Regions from separate parts of the Homo sapiens genome. Here region 2 is linked to region 1. A link is a loop called in an ENCODE intact Hi-C map of the cell type or tissue named here. Cell type or tissue: endothelial cell of umbilical vein. All regions are shown on one strand. Each heading gives the region's core, and the rest is flanking DNA. Links, peaks and the distances in the headings are about the cores only. Region 1 holds the start of ACACA (acetyl-CoA carboxylase alpha). Region 2 overlaps TADA2A (transcriptional adaptor 2A).

What was found. Hi-C counts contacts between places; a loop is a spot of excess contacts. Peaks named below come from ENCODE experiments on the same cell type or tissue, not always from the same donor. Only the 100,000 strongest peaks of a DNase experiment are listed, where the experiment ranks them.
Region 2: it touches region 1 in a loop (5-fold over the local background); 2 of 110 quality-filtered maps call a loop at or near these places.

What each region holds. Positions count from the first base shown.
Region 1 is chr17:37,403,870-37,412,092 of GRCh38, forward strand. It overlaps ACACA (acetyl-CoA carboxylase alpha), which reads right to left and starts at 2,967. Exons shown (of 56, transcript NM_198834.3): 1 at 2,393-2,967. The coding sequence starts at 2,430. It overlaps TADA2A (transcriptional adaptor 2A), which reads left to right and starts at 3,017. Exons shown (of 16, transcript NM_001166105.3): 1 at 3,017-3,080; 2 at 7,400-7,521. The coding sequence starts at 7,497. RefSeq lists an enhancer at 4,149-4,833. In endothelial cell of umbilical vein, for the core only: no CTCF peak of the experiment used is centred there; DNase peaks (open chromatin) are centred at 2,372, 2,542, 2,752, 3,512 and 1 weaker place; H3K4me3 peaks cover 1,895 bases; H3K27ac peaks cover 1,462 bases.
Region 2 is chr17:37,460,987-37,469,390 of GRCh38, forward strand. It overlaps TADA2A (transcriptional adaptor 2A), which reads left to right. Exons shown (of 16, transcript NM_001166105.3): 10 at 1,092-1,135; 11 at 4,445-4,555; 12 at 6,468-6,539. Among named protein-coding and RNA genes, the nearest start is that of DUSP14, 25 kb to the right of the region's middle. In endothelial cell of umbilical vein, for the core only: no CTCF peak of the experiment used is centred there; a DNase peak (open chromatin) is centred at 4,425; H3K27ac peaks cover 2,536 bases.

The DNA.
Region 1 (8,223 bases), core at 4-8,003:
CAGGGTTCAAGCAATTCTTGCGCCTCCCAAGAAGCTGGGATTACAGGCATGCGCCACCACACCCAGCTAATTGTTGCATTTTTAGCAGAGATGGGTTTTCGCCATGTTGCCCAGGCTGATCTTGAACTACTGGCCTCAAATGATCCATCTGCCTTGGCCTCCCAAACTGCTGGGATTACAGGAATGAGCCACTGTGCCTGGCCCCTGAATGCTATGTTTTTAACGACTAGATCTCAGTATTATGTGGGACTAATTTTTCTACAGTATTACAACACTGATTACTGATATTCATTGTTGACAATCATGACATCCAGATCTGGATATTTGCCTTAGCCAGTCTCAAAATTTGAGTTTCAATGACAAAGACACAGATATGTCCTAAATGACTGACCCCACTTCCACTATGTGAAGTTGAGAGTGGTTGTAAAGCTGTACAGCTATAGGTGAAACACTAATGTTAATCAACTATCTGTTGAACAACTACCATGTAAAAGGACAATTTATGCCTTAGAGAGCAATTTAAAATTTTTTTAGAGATGGGGGTCTCGATACGTTGCCTAGACTGGTCTCAAACTTGGGCTCAATCCATCCTCCTGCCTCAGTCTCTCGAGTAGCTGGGATTACAGGTACACACCACTTCACCAGGCAAAGGGCAATTTTAATATTTCTACCATCCATTCTCCACACAGCTGCCACAGTGATTTTTTTTTTTTTTTTTTTTTTGAGATGCAGTTTCACTCTGTTGCCCAGGCTTGAGTGTAGTGGCACAATCTTGGCTCACTGCAACCTCCACCTCCCAGGTTCAAGTGATTCTCCTACCTCAGCCTCCCGAGTAGCTGGGATTACAGGCGCCCGTCACAATGCCCAGCTAATTTTTTTTGTATTTTTAGTAGAGATGAGGTTTCACCATGTTGACCAGGCTGGTCTCGAACTTCTAACCTCAAGTGATCCGCCTGCCTCGGCCTCCCAAAGTGATGGGATTACAGGTGTGAGCCACCGCTCCCAGCCCACAGTGATCCTTTTACAGCAAAGCTACTCCTTTGCTCTCAACCCTTCGTCATATTCTGTCACTTCCCAATAAAATCCAAACCTTACCAGATGATACATGATCTGCCTTGATTTCCATCTAATTTCTCTCATTTGCTGTGCTCCAGCCACACTGGTCTTGCCCTTTCTCCATGCCAAACAAATCCCCATTTCAGGGTCACTGCACTTGCTGCTTCTCTTCTAGGATAGTTTCCCTCTAGAAATCCATGTTGCTCCTTCTCTCATTAAATGATCAGATATTTATGTGCCTCCTTAGCTAAGAGGCCTTCCTTATCTACCCTAACTAAGAGAATCCCCATATCACTCTTATCCTTTTATCCTGATTTATTTTTCCATAAAACTTGCCACATTACTGGGCATTATCTATCATTTAGTAATGTGTATATTGCTTATTGACAGTCTTCCCTACTATAATATGAGCTCCATGAGGCAGAGACTTTGTTTTGTTCACTGCTGAATTCCCAGCACCTACAACAAGCCTACTCACTAAACATTTGTTGAATTAATCTTCAGGATACATCAAATGTAAAATATCCTATCATATATTTATTGATGTGATGCATAGGAAAATGTCTGGAAGGGTACATACCAAAATGTTAATTATTTATTTAACCTGGTGGGAGGTGGTTTTTCTTTCCTTTTCTTTTCTTTTTGAGACAGAGTTTCGCTCTCGTTGCCCAGGCTGGAGTGGAATGGCAAGATCTTGGCTCATTGTAACCTCTGCCCCCAGGGTTCAAGCGATTCTACTGCCTCAGCCTCCGGAGTAGCTGGGATTACAGGTGCCTGCCACCACACCCGCGTAATTTTTTGTATTTTTAGTAGAGACGGGATTTCACCATGTTGGTCAGGCTGGTCTAGAACTCCAGACCCTGTGATCCGCCCGCCTCGGCCTGCCAAAGTGCTGGAATTACAGGCGTGAGCCACCGCGCCCGGCAGGGCTTTTTTTTTTTTTTTTTTTTGGAATGAACTTGTATTATGCATATACCAAAAAAGAATGAAAGGGTTCACACAGGCATAAAGTGTAAGTGAATTCTAAAAAAAGGTTGGGCAAATTTATCAAAGGCAGACTTCTAAATAGATGTAACAGTTATATAGTTCAGATAAACCATGGTTTGAATTCCCTTCCCCAGTACTTCCTAGCAGTGTGATCCCAAGTTATTTATGTCAGTGCCTAGATTTCTTCACCTGGAAAATAGGGATAACAACAGGTGCCTACCTCACAAGTTTTAAATGAGACCGTATGTGTAACCTGCTTTGTGCAATGTCTGGCATGCAATAAGTACTCGACAAATGGTAGCTATTAGAATCATCATTAACAGCAGTAATAAGAGATCTTGGGACATACCTAGCCCTCAAGATTGACATCAGAGTAGACCACCACATCCTCTCATCATTGCGCCTCAATTTGGGCCTCTGAAGCCCAAAGAGGGGATGGTTCTTTCCAAAGAAGACAATTTCGACGTTCCAGGAGCATCTGATTGAAACGCACCCTCTTCACCCCTTAAAATCAGTCTGGTTCATCCACGAGCAGCCCTTCGGGGCCCGGACTGGAGAGGCGCCACGGCTCGCCGTCCCTGGGCCCAGTTCCCTCAGCCTCAATTTCCCTTGCTGCAACAGGGGTGGAGATGGGAACGTTATCCCCAAACCCAGGCAGTCCCGGCTCGGCCCGCCTCACCGCACTCCGGAGGGGACCAAACAGCCCCACGCGCCAGGAAGCCTCAGGCAACGGGCCACGCGCCACACGGGCAAAGTGATTACTGGTCGGATCAAAAGTCAGGCAAGCGGCTCAGCCCCATCCTCCCAGTCCTCGGGCACGGGGACAGCAGCAGGCGCGCGGCGGGGACCGGGAAAAGGCCAAGAGGGCGGTGGCGGGCGCTCAGCACCCGGCGGGGGCCTCCACGGCCGAGGGGCGGAGGCGGCGGGCGCGCGGCACGCGGCGCGCTCGCCACTGCGCCGCCCGGGGGCGCGCACGCAAAGCCCGGAGGCGCGCGCGACCGGCGGCTCTTTGGCGCGGATTAGGGGGTCTCGGCGAGGTGAGGCGCCAGGCAGCGCTGGGCGGGCGGGCGGGCGGGTGGCGGAGCGCGAGCCCCTCTAGCGGGACTAGGGAGAAGCGGGGGCCACGAGGTGCGGCGGGGGAGGAGTCGCGGGCTGCGGGCCCCGGCGGCGGGCTTGACGCGGCAGGCTGGCGGGCCGGCGGGCGGGCAGCGGCGGGCCTCGCCGCTCTGTGGGGGAGGGCGGTGTGGGGCCGGGCCTGACCCCGGGGGCCCGCCCCGCGTCTGGGCGGTGCCCCAGTGCCCCGGCCTCGCCATTTCCCGCTCAGCCCTGGAGCGCGTAGCTCTACCAAGAATGGCCACTGTGCCAGATGCCCCTGACCAGCGTTGCCCATTTGAATTTCCTAGCAGGCCCCCCAAAGTAGGTATTTCAGTACCCTGTTAGAGCTGAGGCGCAGGTAAAATGACTGGCCCAGGCCGGTCCCACCCCGTAAGGATTTGAACGTTGGCTCCACAACTCGGGAGCCTGCGCCTTTCCTCCTCCCAACGTGGACTCCTGCCCGGCGAAGTGCCTCACTTCCTTCTCCCGGTAACTGATTCGAATTTGGCGATTGTTAGTTTGGAGCTAGCGCCAGTGTTTCCACGGAAGTTGGTGTCAGAATGTGGTCTCTTGTGAAAGGGGGAGAAAGAAGATTCTGCAGACTGCAATATTGTGCTTTTTTGCCTTTTTTTTTTTTTCTCCTAGGCTGTACTGCAGTGCAGTGGCACGATCGCGGCTCACTGCAATCTCCGCCTCCCAGGCTCAAGCGATTCTCGTGCCTGAGGCGTGGGCCACCACGCCCAGCTAATATTTGTATTTTCAGCAGAGGTGGGGTTTCACCATGTTGGCCAGGCTGGTCTCGAACTCCTGACCTCAAGTGATCCTTCCGCCTCGGCCTCCCAAAGTGCTGGGATTACAGGCGTGAGCCACCACGCCCGGCCCTACTATTTTTTTATTTTTTGAGATGGCGTTTCTTTCGCCCAGGCTGGAGTGCAATGGCGCCATCTCAACACACTGCAACTTCTGCCTCCCAGGTTCAAGCGATTCTCCTGCCTCAGCCTCCCGAGTACCTGGGATTACAGGCGCCCGCCACCACACCTGGCTATTTTTTGTATTTTTAGTAGAGATGGGGTTTCGCTGTGTTGGCCAGGTTGATCTCGAACTCCTGACCTCAGGTTATCTGCCCACCTGGGACTCCCAAAGTGCTGAGATTACAGGCGTGAGCCACCGCACCCGGCCTCCTACTGTGCTTTTTCGAGTGTTGATCAGTCCCTATTGACTGTGCATCCTTTACTGGACGTCTGTTTTTGTTTTTGTTTTTTGAGAGGGAGTTTCACACTTGTTGCTCAGGCCAGAGTGCAACAGCGCGTTCTCAGCCCACCGCAACCTCCACCTCCCGGGTTCAAGCAGTTCTCTTGCCTCAGCCTCCCAAGTAGCTGGATTACAGGCATACGCCACCACGCCCAGCTAATTTTGTATTTTTAGTAGAGACAGGGTTTCTACATGTTGGTCAGGCTGATCTCGAACTGCCGACTTCAGGTGATCTGCCTGCCTCGGCCTGCTAAAGTGCTGGGATTACAGGCGTGAGCCACTGCGTCCAGCCTTGACATCTGTATTTGAAATGACACAGCTATCCCTTGTAAGACACTGCGCAAGTAACATACTCTTTCAGAGCTTGCTTGCTTTTGAAAAAGCAGCTTGCCCCAAAAGTGTGGGAGTGAGGATTCAAAGAATCCCCACACCTTGGTACCCACGGGTACCTAGCAAATTGAAAAAGTTCAGTAAATTTGGCAGTTATTTGATTGCTGCGTTCGTAATACACCCTTGCTAGACTCATTTTTCTTCAGAGCTCAACTTTTCCTGAGAGGACAGCAAAGGGAGACCTACCCCACCCCAAAAAGGGAAAGTTCTTTGATGGCAGCGTTAGCAGAAATGTTGCCCACACTTAGTGATGAATTATTCTCCAAGCTAAAAATTACCAGGGTGAAAAAAATCACTTCAGAAAAGCTAAAGATAAATTAACCTTTTGTAGAATTAACATTTATTAGTCCACTACTATGTGTTTATTGTATTCCTCCTGTATGCTTGGCATTTTAAAAGCATACAGATAGGTATCCGATATAGTCTCTGCTTTCACTTATTTATTATTTATTTTTGAGACAGGATCTTGCACTGTCGCCCAGGCTGGAGTGCAGTGGCACAATCTCGGCTCACTGCAACCTCCACCTGCCTGGTTCAAGCAACTCTCATGCCTCAGCCTCCCGAGTAGCTGGGATTATAGGCGCCCGCCACCACGCCAAGCAAATTTTTTTGTATTTTTGGTAGAGACGGGGTTCTCACTATGTTGCCCAGGCTGGTCTGAAACTCCTGACCTCTGGAGATTCATCTGCCTCAGTCTCCCAAAGTGCTGGAGTTACAGACATGAGCTACCACACCCAGCCTGCTTTCACTTAATTTAGAAGTGGGGGAAAATAGACATTCAGAAGTAATACTCACAAAGTAGAATGTGAAAAATGCCAGATAAAAAGCTGTGAGTGGGCCGGGTGCGGTGGCTCATGCCTGTAATCCCAGCACTTGGGGAGGCTGAGGTGGGCAGATCGCCTGAGGTCAGGAGTTCGAGACCAGCCTGGCCAACATGGTGAAACCCCGTCTCTACTAAAAATACAAAAATTAGCCAGGCCTGGTGGCCCGCGCCTGTAATCCCAGCTAATTGGGAGGCTGAGGCAGGAGACTCGCTTGAACCCGGGAGGCGGAAGTTGCAGTGAGCTGAGATCGTGCCATTGCATTCCAGCCTAGGCAACGAGAGCGAGACTTAGTCTCAAAAAAAAACAAAAACAAAAACAAAAAGCTGTGAGTGTACAGAAGAAGGATTATTTTTTGACTTAGTGTAAAATATTATTTTATTTCTGCTTCAAAGAAGATACTTTGGGCCAGGCATGGTGGCTCACACTTGTAATCCCAGCACTCCAGCACTTTTGGAGGCCGAGGTGGGCGGATCACTTGAGGCCAAGAGTTCGAGACCAGCCTGGCCAACATGGTGAAACCCTGTCTCTCCTAAAAATACAAAACAATTAGCCAGGTATGGTGGTGGCACATGCTTGTAATCCCAGCTTCTCAGGAGGCTGAGGCACAAGACACAAGAATCAAAAATGAGAACCAAATGGAGAATGAGAATCCCTTGAACCTGGGAGGCAGAGGTTGCAATGAGTACTCCAGCCTGGGCAACAGAGCCAGACTGTGTCTCCAAAAAAAAAAGAAAAAGAGACTTAGTCTGTCCTCCAAGCTGGAGTGCAGTGGTGGCTCACTGCATCCTCGACCTCCTAGGCCCAAGCGTTCCACCTCATCCTCCTGAGTAGCTGGAACCATAAGCATGGGCCACTGTACCCGGCTAACTTTTTTTTTTTTTTTTTAAGAGATGGGGTCTCCCTATGTTGCCCAGGCTGGTCTTGAACTCCTGGGTCCCAGTAATCCTCCCACGTCAGCCTCCCAGAGTGCTGGGATTACAGGCATGAGCCACTGTGCCTGGCCCTGTTACGTACTTGTTGAAAGAGTGAGGAACAAATGTATGTTGTAATAGATAGGATTTTTTGGTTTCCAGTTACAGAAACTCGTTCAGTCTTATGATTAAAGTTGAGTTTATTAAAGTTTATTAAAGAGAGAGAAATGAGAGAAGAGTTAAACAGTTGAGCCACCTGGGGCTAGGGATTTCAACAGCCAGAGCACATGGACTGAATTCTTTGAATGAATTCTAGTGAATAACTAAGCTCCAACTGCCTTCTGTCCTTTCATGTCTTACTCAAGATCCAGATTTCTGGAAGAAGAGACCTGGTTGCTTTAGCTTTTGTCAGGGGTGGGGAATGGGGTATTGTGATTGGCAGCCCCACCAGTATCACATGAAATGTGGGAGGGTCAGTTTCCCAAATAAAGATGGCAGCTAAGGAGAGAAATGATGCTGAGTAGAGAAAGCCAACAGTTGTTTATTAGAAATATGTAGCATTTGCCCCTGCCACCCTCAGTGCCCCATAGACCCAGATCCTTCCTCATAAAAAAGAAAAATATGTAGCATTTATAGAGGACCAGGTACCATGCTACATTACTTATATGGATTATGATATTTGATTATAACATTTAATTCTCACAACTTTGGAAGGTAGGCACTGTTATACCCACTACAGAGGAAGAAACAGGTTTTCAGAGGTGGAATAATTTTTCAACATTACAAAGCTAAGATGTGGCAGAGCTGAGTATGTTGCATATCTTCTCTTTATCTTGTCCCTTTGAATGATTTTCTGATCCATGTGCCACTTTTGTTTGTTCCTAGGGAGTCATCAAGCTTTGGTGTATGTGTTGGCCGGTTCTGAAGTCTTGAAGAAGCTCTGCTGAGGAAGACCAAAGCAGCACTCGTTGCCAATTAGGGAATGGACCGTTTGGGTTCCTTTAGCAGTAAGTACAGTGGGAACAAGTCTCAGGTGACTTATTATTATTTTTTTTTTGAGATGGACTCTCCCTCTGTTGCCCAGGCTGGGGTACAGTGGCATGATGTTGGCTCACTGCAACTTCTGCCTCCCGGCTTTAAACGGTTCTCCTGCCTCAGCCGCCTGAGTAGCTAGGACTACAGGCGCGCACCACCACACACAGCTAATTTTTTTTATTTTTATTTTTAGTAGAGATAGGGTTTTACCATGTTGGCCAGACTGGTCTTGAACTCCCGACCTCAGGTGATCCACCCACCTCGGCCTCCCAAAGTGCTGGGATTACAGGTGTGAGCCACCACTCCCGGCCTTCAGGTGACTATTAATAGCAAACTAGAGTGGAAGTTGATCAAGGAAGAAAAATAAACGATGAAGTTAGGCAATAAAGCCCTTTGACTCTGATTCTAAGGGAATTATGAGTATCAAAATAAAATCAATTAATACATATTGATTACCCATTGAACACATGACACAAACATATGACCCTGGGTCTTACAAGAAAATGAAGCAGCCGGGCGTGGTGGCTCACGCCTGTAATCCCAGCACTTTGGGAGGCCGAGGCAGGCAGATCACGAGATCAGGAGATGGAGACCATCCTGGCTAACACAGTGAAATCCCGTCTCCAGTAAAAAATAAAAAAAATTAGCCAGGCATGGTGGCAGGCGCCTGTAGT
Region 2 (8,404 bases), core at 318-8,317, 57 kb after region 1:
AAAAGGGACTTGAGATTCACTCTGGAGGAACTAAGATGTGATCTAAAGCAGCAGTCCTCAACCTTTTTGGCATCAGGGAGTGGTTTCATGGAAGACTGTTTTTCCATGGATGGCTGGGGGCAGGAATGGTTTTGGGATGAAACTGTTCCACCTCAGATCATCAGGTATTGGTTAGATTCTCATAAGGAGCACACATCCTAGATCCTCCACGTGAGCAGTTCACAATAGGGATCGCGCTCCTGTGAGAATCTAATGCTGCCGCTCCTCTGACAGGAGGCAGAGTTCAGACGGTAAAGCTGCTCACCTGCTGTGCAGCCTGGTTCCTAACTGGTCCATGGCCCAGGGGTTGGGAACTCCTGATCTAAAGTAAAACTTACTCTCTGCATGTCTGGAGTTAGCTTCCATGAAATGCTGAAGAAGCATACCCAGTTGCTCCTATGAGAAGCTTCATTGCTAGTTATGAATACCTCTGGTATAAATCAGATTCAAGACACATAACTTTGCCTGGTTTAAATTCTCTTTTGCTTAAAACACAATTCGAGCTAGAGAGTACTGTAGAACTCAGTTGCTGATGTTGCTATCAAATCTTTTGTTTTATAATGCCCTTTCATTAAACATGCACAATATTTATTTCTAGTACCGCCAGTGTTGTGTGAATGCACAGTTGAAAATGTTGAATATGTGATCATGGTGCCCTTTAGCAGATTTCTCTAAAATGGCTGTTCTCAATTATTTCCACAAGCTGAATAGATTAACTTTATGACATGGACAGAGATTCCTTTCGGTTTCATCTTAAGTGACAGACATGTGTTTTTCAGCATTTGTGAGTGGTTATTGATTGATTCATTCGTTCAGCAAATAGTCATGGAGAGTCTACTATGCCCAACAAGAGGAAAAACCCGTGATGCCTGAGAGTCTAAAATTGGGTTAGTGATTCACTGACCTGCAGAAATTTGTGGGAGTGACTTCTTTGGACCTCTGTATTGTATTCCACCTCAGCATGTTTATGTCTGATGATAGCTATATGTGTAAAGCATTAGTAAATGTGAAAATAATTCTAATGCACAAATTATTGTGGCTTTTCATTCTAGAATTATAAGAGACCATGGATTAATCAACCTTAGAAAGTTTCAATGTAAGTATTAGCAGTTTTCTTTATTTTACAATTTTTTTCCAATATTATTGAATAATTTTAAATAAATCACGTATTGTAGTTCTTAATCCAAGTTGCATATTAGCCTGGCTATCACTCCAGACTAATGAAGTAAGAATCTCTGGGGTTGGAGGCACAGCACCTGCATTTTTAAAAAGTCTTCAGGGCAATTCTGATCCATAGTGAGAGTTTAAAGTATTAATTTGGGGCCAGGCGCGGTGGCTCTTGCCTGTAATCCCAGCACTTTGGGAGGCTGAGGTGGGCAGATCACGAGGTCAGGAGATCAAGACCATCCTGGCTAACATGGTGAAACCCCATCTCTACTAAAAATACAAAAAAAAAATTAGCCAGGCGTGGCGGCATGCACCTGCAATCCCAGCTACTCAGGAGGCTGAGGCAGGAGAATCACTTGAACCCAGGAGGTAAAGGTTGCAGTGAGCCGAGATCACGCCAGTGCACTCCAGCCTGGGCGATAGAGCAAGACTTAGTCTCAAAAATAAATAAATAAATAAGCAAATAAATAAATGTATTAATTTGTAGTCAATAAAACTTGTATTAAAATTCTTTTTTAAAAATTTGTATAGTAATTACAGTGTGAATATTAATGAATAATTTTCTGGATAGAGTCATGTTTTGCAACTATGTGTTAAGCATAACATAACCTTAATCTTCAGGTTGTAAAAATATTTTAGATAAATAACAGAAAGTGATCTTTATTTTGGATGGTTATAGACAGACAAAATAAATGATATTTAATATTATATGACGGTGATAAAAATACATATAGTGATTTTTAAAATAAATGCCACCTTTGACCTTACTGTGGTTTTTTGTTGTTGTTTGTTTTTTAAGAGACAGGTTCTTGCACTGTTGCCCAGGATGGAGTGCAGTGGTGTGATGGTATCTTGCTGCAGCCTTGAACTCCTGGGTGCAAGTGATCCTCCCACCTCAGCCTCCTTATTACAGGCTCGAGCTATCGTGCCTGGCCTTTATTATTTTAAATATCAGAGATACCTAAGCAGGGCAGAAAAAGTCCCTGTACTTTTTCTTCTTCCACAACATAGAGGCTTCCACAACTAAGAAGGATGATGTCATAATAACAATCACAATGTTTGTATTAAAATATTTGTAATAGTTGTGTGTCATAATATTCTTTTTTTGTAAAGAATAACCTAATGGTTAGGTTTGTACAATAACCTAATGGTTATTGTAAAACATCCCAGTTGATAGATTCTTGTAGGGGTATTTATTTAATAATATATAGCATCGTAGGGTTCAGTCAACAAGGTTAAGTGTCTTTTTAGTGTAAATAAATATCTAGCCAGGCATGGTGGCTTGCACCTATAATCCCAGCTACTTGGGAGGCTGAGGCAGCGGATCACTTGAGCCCAGGAGTTCAAGGCTGCAGTGAGCTATAATCATGTCACTGCACTCCAGCCTGGGCAACAGAAAATCTATATTTTTTAAAAATATAGCCATCATCATAAGTATGTTACATTTTAGGTCCTTTATTATTTATTTATTTTTTGAGACAGGGCCTCACTCCAGTTGTCCAGGCTGGAGTGCAGTGGCTCAGCTCACTGCAGTCTCCGCCTCCCAGGCTCAGGTGATTCTCCCACCTCAGCCTCCCAAGTAGCTCCATCTCTACTAAAAAATAAAAAAAATTAGCCAGGTGTGGTGGCAGGCGCCTGTAGTCCCAACTACTCAGGAGGCTGAGGCAGGAGAATCGCTTGAACCCGGGAGGCGGAGGTCGCAGTGAGCCAAGATCGTGCTACTGCTCTCCAGCCTGGGCGACACAGCGAGACTCCGTCTCAAAAAAAATAAAAAGGTAAGCTAGGAAAAAAAAAAATAGCTGTCATAAATGAAAGTCTGTATCGTTAGTCCAAGAGTAGATAGAACTAACCTAATTACTGATTGAAACGACCCAAGTAGCAGTTCGAGAGTTACTGACTGCTCCAATCTACCAGTTATTGTTAGTCAGTTTTACTCTCCATCTTCTTTGCAGATACATCTTTGGATTAGTTGTTTGGTCAGTAGTGATCCCCAGAGTTGCTGCTCTGGTGTCTCTGCATGATATTTGCATGACAGTTGTCAAATAAAACTTCATTAGCAGTAAATTAAGTTGTAGTAGTTAATTTAGTTTGGAGAAAGGCAAAATGACCCATATGAAGGATGAAAAAAATACTTACCTTGCTTGAGGATGTGTAGGTGGGACATGCAAGAAATCACACTTTTTCTCAGCTAATGGGAAATCTTCTGGATGGATTATTTTGTCTGTAGCTTCTTTGTTTTCCTGTGGGAGTTAATACCATAAATTTTGGCCATAATTCTTCCTAAGAATGTAAGATCTGCCTTTAATTGTCTCGTCCATTACTGCCAGCAGTTCCTGCCCCTGTGTAGTTTAAAAGACAGTGAGGTGGCCGGGCGCGGTGGCTCACACCTGTAATCCTAGCACTTTGGGAGGCCGAGGCGAGCAGATTGCCTGAGCTCAGTAGTTCAAGACCAGCCTGGCCAACATGGTGAAACCTCGTCTCTACTAAAATACAAAAAATTAGTCGAGCATGGCGGTGTGCCTGTAATCCCAGCTACTTGGGAGGCTGAGACAGGAAAATTGCTTGAACCTGGGGAGGCAGAGGTTACAGTGAGCTGAGATCACACCACTGCACTCCAGCCTGGGCCACAGAGCAAGACTCCATCTCAAAAAAAAAAAAAAAGACAGTGAGGTGGCTGGGCGCGGTGGCTCATGCATGTAATCCCAGCACTTTGGGAGGCCGAGGCGGGTGGATCACCTGAGGTCAAGAGTTCAAGACCAGCCTGGCCAATGTGGTGAAATTCCGTCTCTACTAAAAATTCAAAAATTAGCTGGGTGTAGTGGCGGGCGCCTGTAATCCCAGCTACTTTGGGAGGTTGAGGTAGGAGAATTGCTTGAATCCAGGAGATGGAGGTTGCAGTGCGCCGAGATCACCCCAACGCACTCCAGCCTGGGAGACAGAGCGAGACTCCATCTCAAAAAAAAAAAAGACAGTAGATGTGGGAGATGAGTAGTGCTCAGTGGTGGAGATGATCTCCAGTGTTAACAACATCCCTGTGGGATAGTTGCTATGGTGCTGTCATTATGATTAGTGTTTTGCATTCTTGGCTTTCCTGTTTGCTTCCTGTCATGGATAAGTTAGTCATATGAGGTTATGAATAATGTTCTTCCATTTTACTAATTGTAAAAAAAAAAAAATGCTGAAAACTCAGGGATCCTTACATTTCCCATGACACATTTATGTTTTATTTTCTCTGTAGTAATGGAACGGCGGTATCCCAAGGAGGTCCAGGACCTGTATGAAACAATGAGGCGATTTGCAAGAATTGTGGGGCCAGTGGAACATGACAAATTCATTGAAAGCCATGCATGTAGGTGGTTTTTGAGCCTTGAGCAGTATTTGTGTGTGTATATTTATATAAATAGGAGAGATAATGGTGTGTTTTATGTGAAGTTCTATAAATAAATAAATGGATATTTCTCTCTTTGTTCCCCTTTATTACCATGAGACAAATTTGGGACTATGGGGGTGGCAGAAGAGAGGTTAAAAAGCCCTAATGACTTCCCCCATTGCCCCAGATAAACAATAATTTAGTAGTTTTTCTCCCTACTTTGTATCATGGGAACTTTCAAATATATATAGAAGTAGAGATAATAATATGATGAACTCCCGTGTATCCATCATCCAGCTTCAGCAGTTTTCAACACATGGCCAGTCTGGTTTCATCTTTACCACTCACTCTTCCCTCCTGCCCTCAACTGGATTATTCTGAAGCAAATCCCAGACATCATTTTATTTTGTTCATAAATATTTTAGTATTAAAAGTAGTTTTAAAAATGAGGACAGAGATGGATAGCTTGTGGAGATAGTACTTCCATCGATCTCTTGCCTTTCTGTGGTATTTCTGTGAGAGCTCTACATAGTTACCATTTGATTTTTCACTATAAAAAATTAAAAGTTGTTATGAGGCCGGGCGTGGTGGCTCACACCTGTAATCCCAGCACTTTGGGAGGCCAAGGCAAGAGGATTGCTTGAGTCGAGGAGTTCGAGACCAATCTGGGCAACATAGTAAAACTCCATCTCTACAAAAATACAAAAGTTAGCCAGGCATGGTAGTGCACACCTGTAGTCTCAGCTACTTTGGAGGCTGAGGTGGGAGGATTGCTTGAACCCGGGTAGCCGAGGTTGCGGTGAGCTGAGATCACACCACTGCACTCCAGCCTGAGCGACAGAGTGAGACCCTGTTTCAAAACAAAATATGTTGGTATGGCAGTAAGGCCTAGATTGTTAAAATAATATGGACTCTGGCTTGTTCTGTACCTTTCATCATGACATTTGTGTATGTGGCTTCTAAGTTTAGTTCTGGGAAGGTAGTCTACTAAGGCCCTTATTCTCACCGTGAAAATATTTCTTACATAGCATTGCAGACATTTATCTGAGCCAGGTTGGTTGTCCTCACCAAACACCTTGTTTGGTTAGCATTCTTTGTGTGGTTTGTACCAGGTGACTGATCCTTTACTTCCTGTCCCAGTTTGGGACACACCCCTGGTTTATGTGTCATTCCAAAACACTACACCCCATGGATTGTCCAGGCTCTTCCTTCATTCTCTGTTTCAAAAGCAGCCAAATTAGAATGATTTGTAGAACTTTTAATAGAAGATAGTTAGAGCAGGGAAACTTGGTTGTTAAAAAAATTATATTTTGCCCAGTGCGGTGGCTCATTCCTATAATGCCAGCTACTTTGGAAGGCCGAGGCGGGTGGATCACCTGAGGTCAGGAATTCGAGACCAACCTGGCCATCATGGCAGAACCCCATCTCTACTAAAAATACAAAAATTAGCCGGGTGTGGTGGTAGATGCCTGTAATCCCAGCTACTCAGGACGCTGAGGCAGGGGGAATTGCTTGAACCCGGGAGGTGGAGGTTGCAGTGAGCCGAGATCATGCCATTGCAGCCTGGGCGACAGAGCGAGACTCTGTCTCAAAAAAAGAAAAAAAAAATTGTTACTTTTGTAGACAAATGAATTTAACCATTTCACTAAGTTTTCTAGAAGACAGTTCCAGCTGCTGCATCTGGAGACAGCAGCTGGAAGATAGCTGGAGTAGGTTTTCCTCAGCTCTTGGGTAAAATTTCTAATGAGAAGTTACCAACGAGTAGGATTCTCCAAATGAACTTCCCTAGTCTTATAAGGCAGAATTAATGAAAATGCTCAATAGCAAAAGTGCTCACTAATGTTGCTTTTGTTTTTGTAATTTTTTCCTTCATTCCTTTTGGGGAAAACAGTGGAATTTGAACTCCGAAGGGAAATCAAGAGGCTCCAAGAATACAGGACAGCAGGCATTACCAATTTTTGTAGTAAGTATGCTTCAGCTACATACCGTACTTGAGGGCAAGTATCTTCCAGACACACAGAGGAAGTCTCTGAATTGTTGTGAATTTTTTTTTAAAAAACAAGCTTTCCTTTACCAGAATGCTTTAAACCTTTCCAGTAAAGTTTTGGCTATTTAATCCCTATAAATACCTTTGTATAGATTATCTTTGGTACTACAAAAGTTGTGAGACAAAGGAAAGAGAGGTGCTGCTTTAGATTTAGGATTCTGCCGAGGCTCTTTAAAAAAAGGGAATCTTGGGCCGGGTGCAGTGGCTCACACCTGTAATCCCAGCACTTTGGGAGGCCAAGGCAGGTGGGTCACTTCAGTCCAGGAGTTCGAGACCAGCCTGACCAACATGGTGAAACCCTACCTCTACTAAAAATAAAAAAACTAGCCAGGCGTTGTGGTGCACACGTTTAATCCCAACTACTCGGGAGGCTGAGGCACAAGAATCGCTTGAACCTGAGAAGCAGTTGTTGTAGTGAGCCAAGATGGTGCCACTGTACTCCAGCCTGGGTGGCAGAGGGAGATTCTGTTTCAAAAAAAAAAAAAAGGAATTTTATATTTTAGGTGTGTCACCCTTTTCAAATTTAATGATACATGGTCTTAGCATTTTTATAAAATAATGAAGCTTCAACTGGCTCCAGGTGCTTGCATCCCAGTTACTTGGGGTAGTGACAATAATTATATTATTAGCAGCTAACATCTATCAGATATTTACCATGTACCAGTCTCTATGCTAACCATTTCACTTGGATCAAGTCAATGAATTCTCATGACAAACTTATAAAGTACCGTTACTTCCATTTAGTGAAGAAATTAAGGTATAAAGAGGTTACAGAGCTAGTTAGTACTAGAACCAGGTCATAAGAGATAGTGTATTATAGTAGTTAAGAGCTTGGGTCTAGACTTAAAAAGCTTGAGTATAAATTTTGGCTCTCCAGCTTGCCAGCTCTGTGATGTGATTCTATCCAAATTTATTTTTCTTTCCTTTTTTTTTTTTCCCTAGAGACTGACTCTTGCTATGTTGCCCAGGCTGGTCTCAAACTCCTGGCCTCAAGCAGTCCTCCCGCCTAGGCCTCTCAGAGTGCTGGGATTACAGGTGTGAGCAACTGTGCCTGGCCTCTATTCAAGTTTTAATTTTCTAAGGTTCTTAGAGTTAGTGTAAAGATTTAATTAGAGATACTGCATATAAGCATAGCACAGTATCTGGCACACAATAATTCCTCAATAAATGGCAGTTTCTGTTGTTTTGCTGTCATTGTTGAAATGATCTTTAGCATTCCCTCCTTCTTCCTATTTGAAGTTTTTGTGATTATTGATAGTTGTCACCTACTATCTATAAGAAATAGTTGGCTTCTTTTTTTTTTTTATTTGAGACGGAGTCTGGCTCTGTTGCGCAGGCTGGAGTTCAGTGGTGCCATCTTGGTTCACCACAACCTCTGCCTTCTAGGTTCAAGCGAGTCTCCTGCCTCAGCCTCCTGAGTAGCTGGGACTACAGTCATGCACCACCATACCCGGCTAATTTTTTTTTTTGTATTTTTAGTAGAGATGGGGTTTATCCATGTTGGTCAGGCTGATCTCGAACTCCTGACCTCAGGTGATCCACCCACCTCAGCCTCCCAAAGCGCTGGGATTACAGGTGTGAGCCACCACGCCCGGCAATAGTTGGCTTCTTAACACAGCCCTGTGGGTGCAACATAGCCTTATGGATGTAAGTTCAGCCTAGTATAATGGCTCTTTAACAGTGGAAACCATTTTTGAAATTAAATTTTGTGTGAGCCCCAATCTACAAATAAGATAAAAGTGGGCTGGGCACGGTGGCTCACACCTGTAATCCCAGCACTT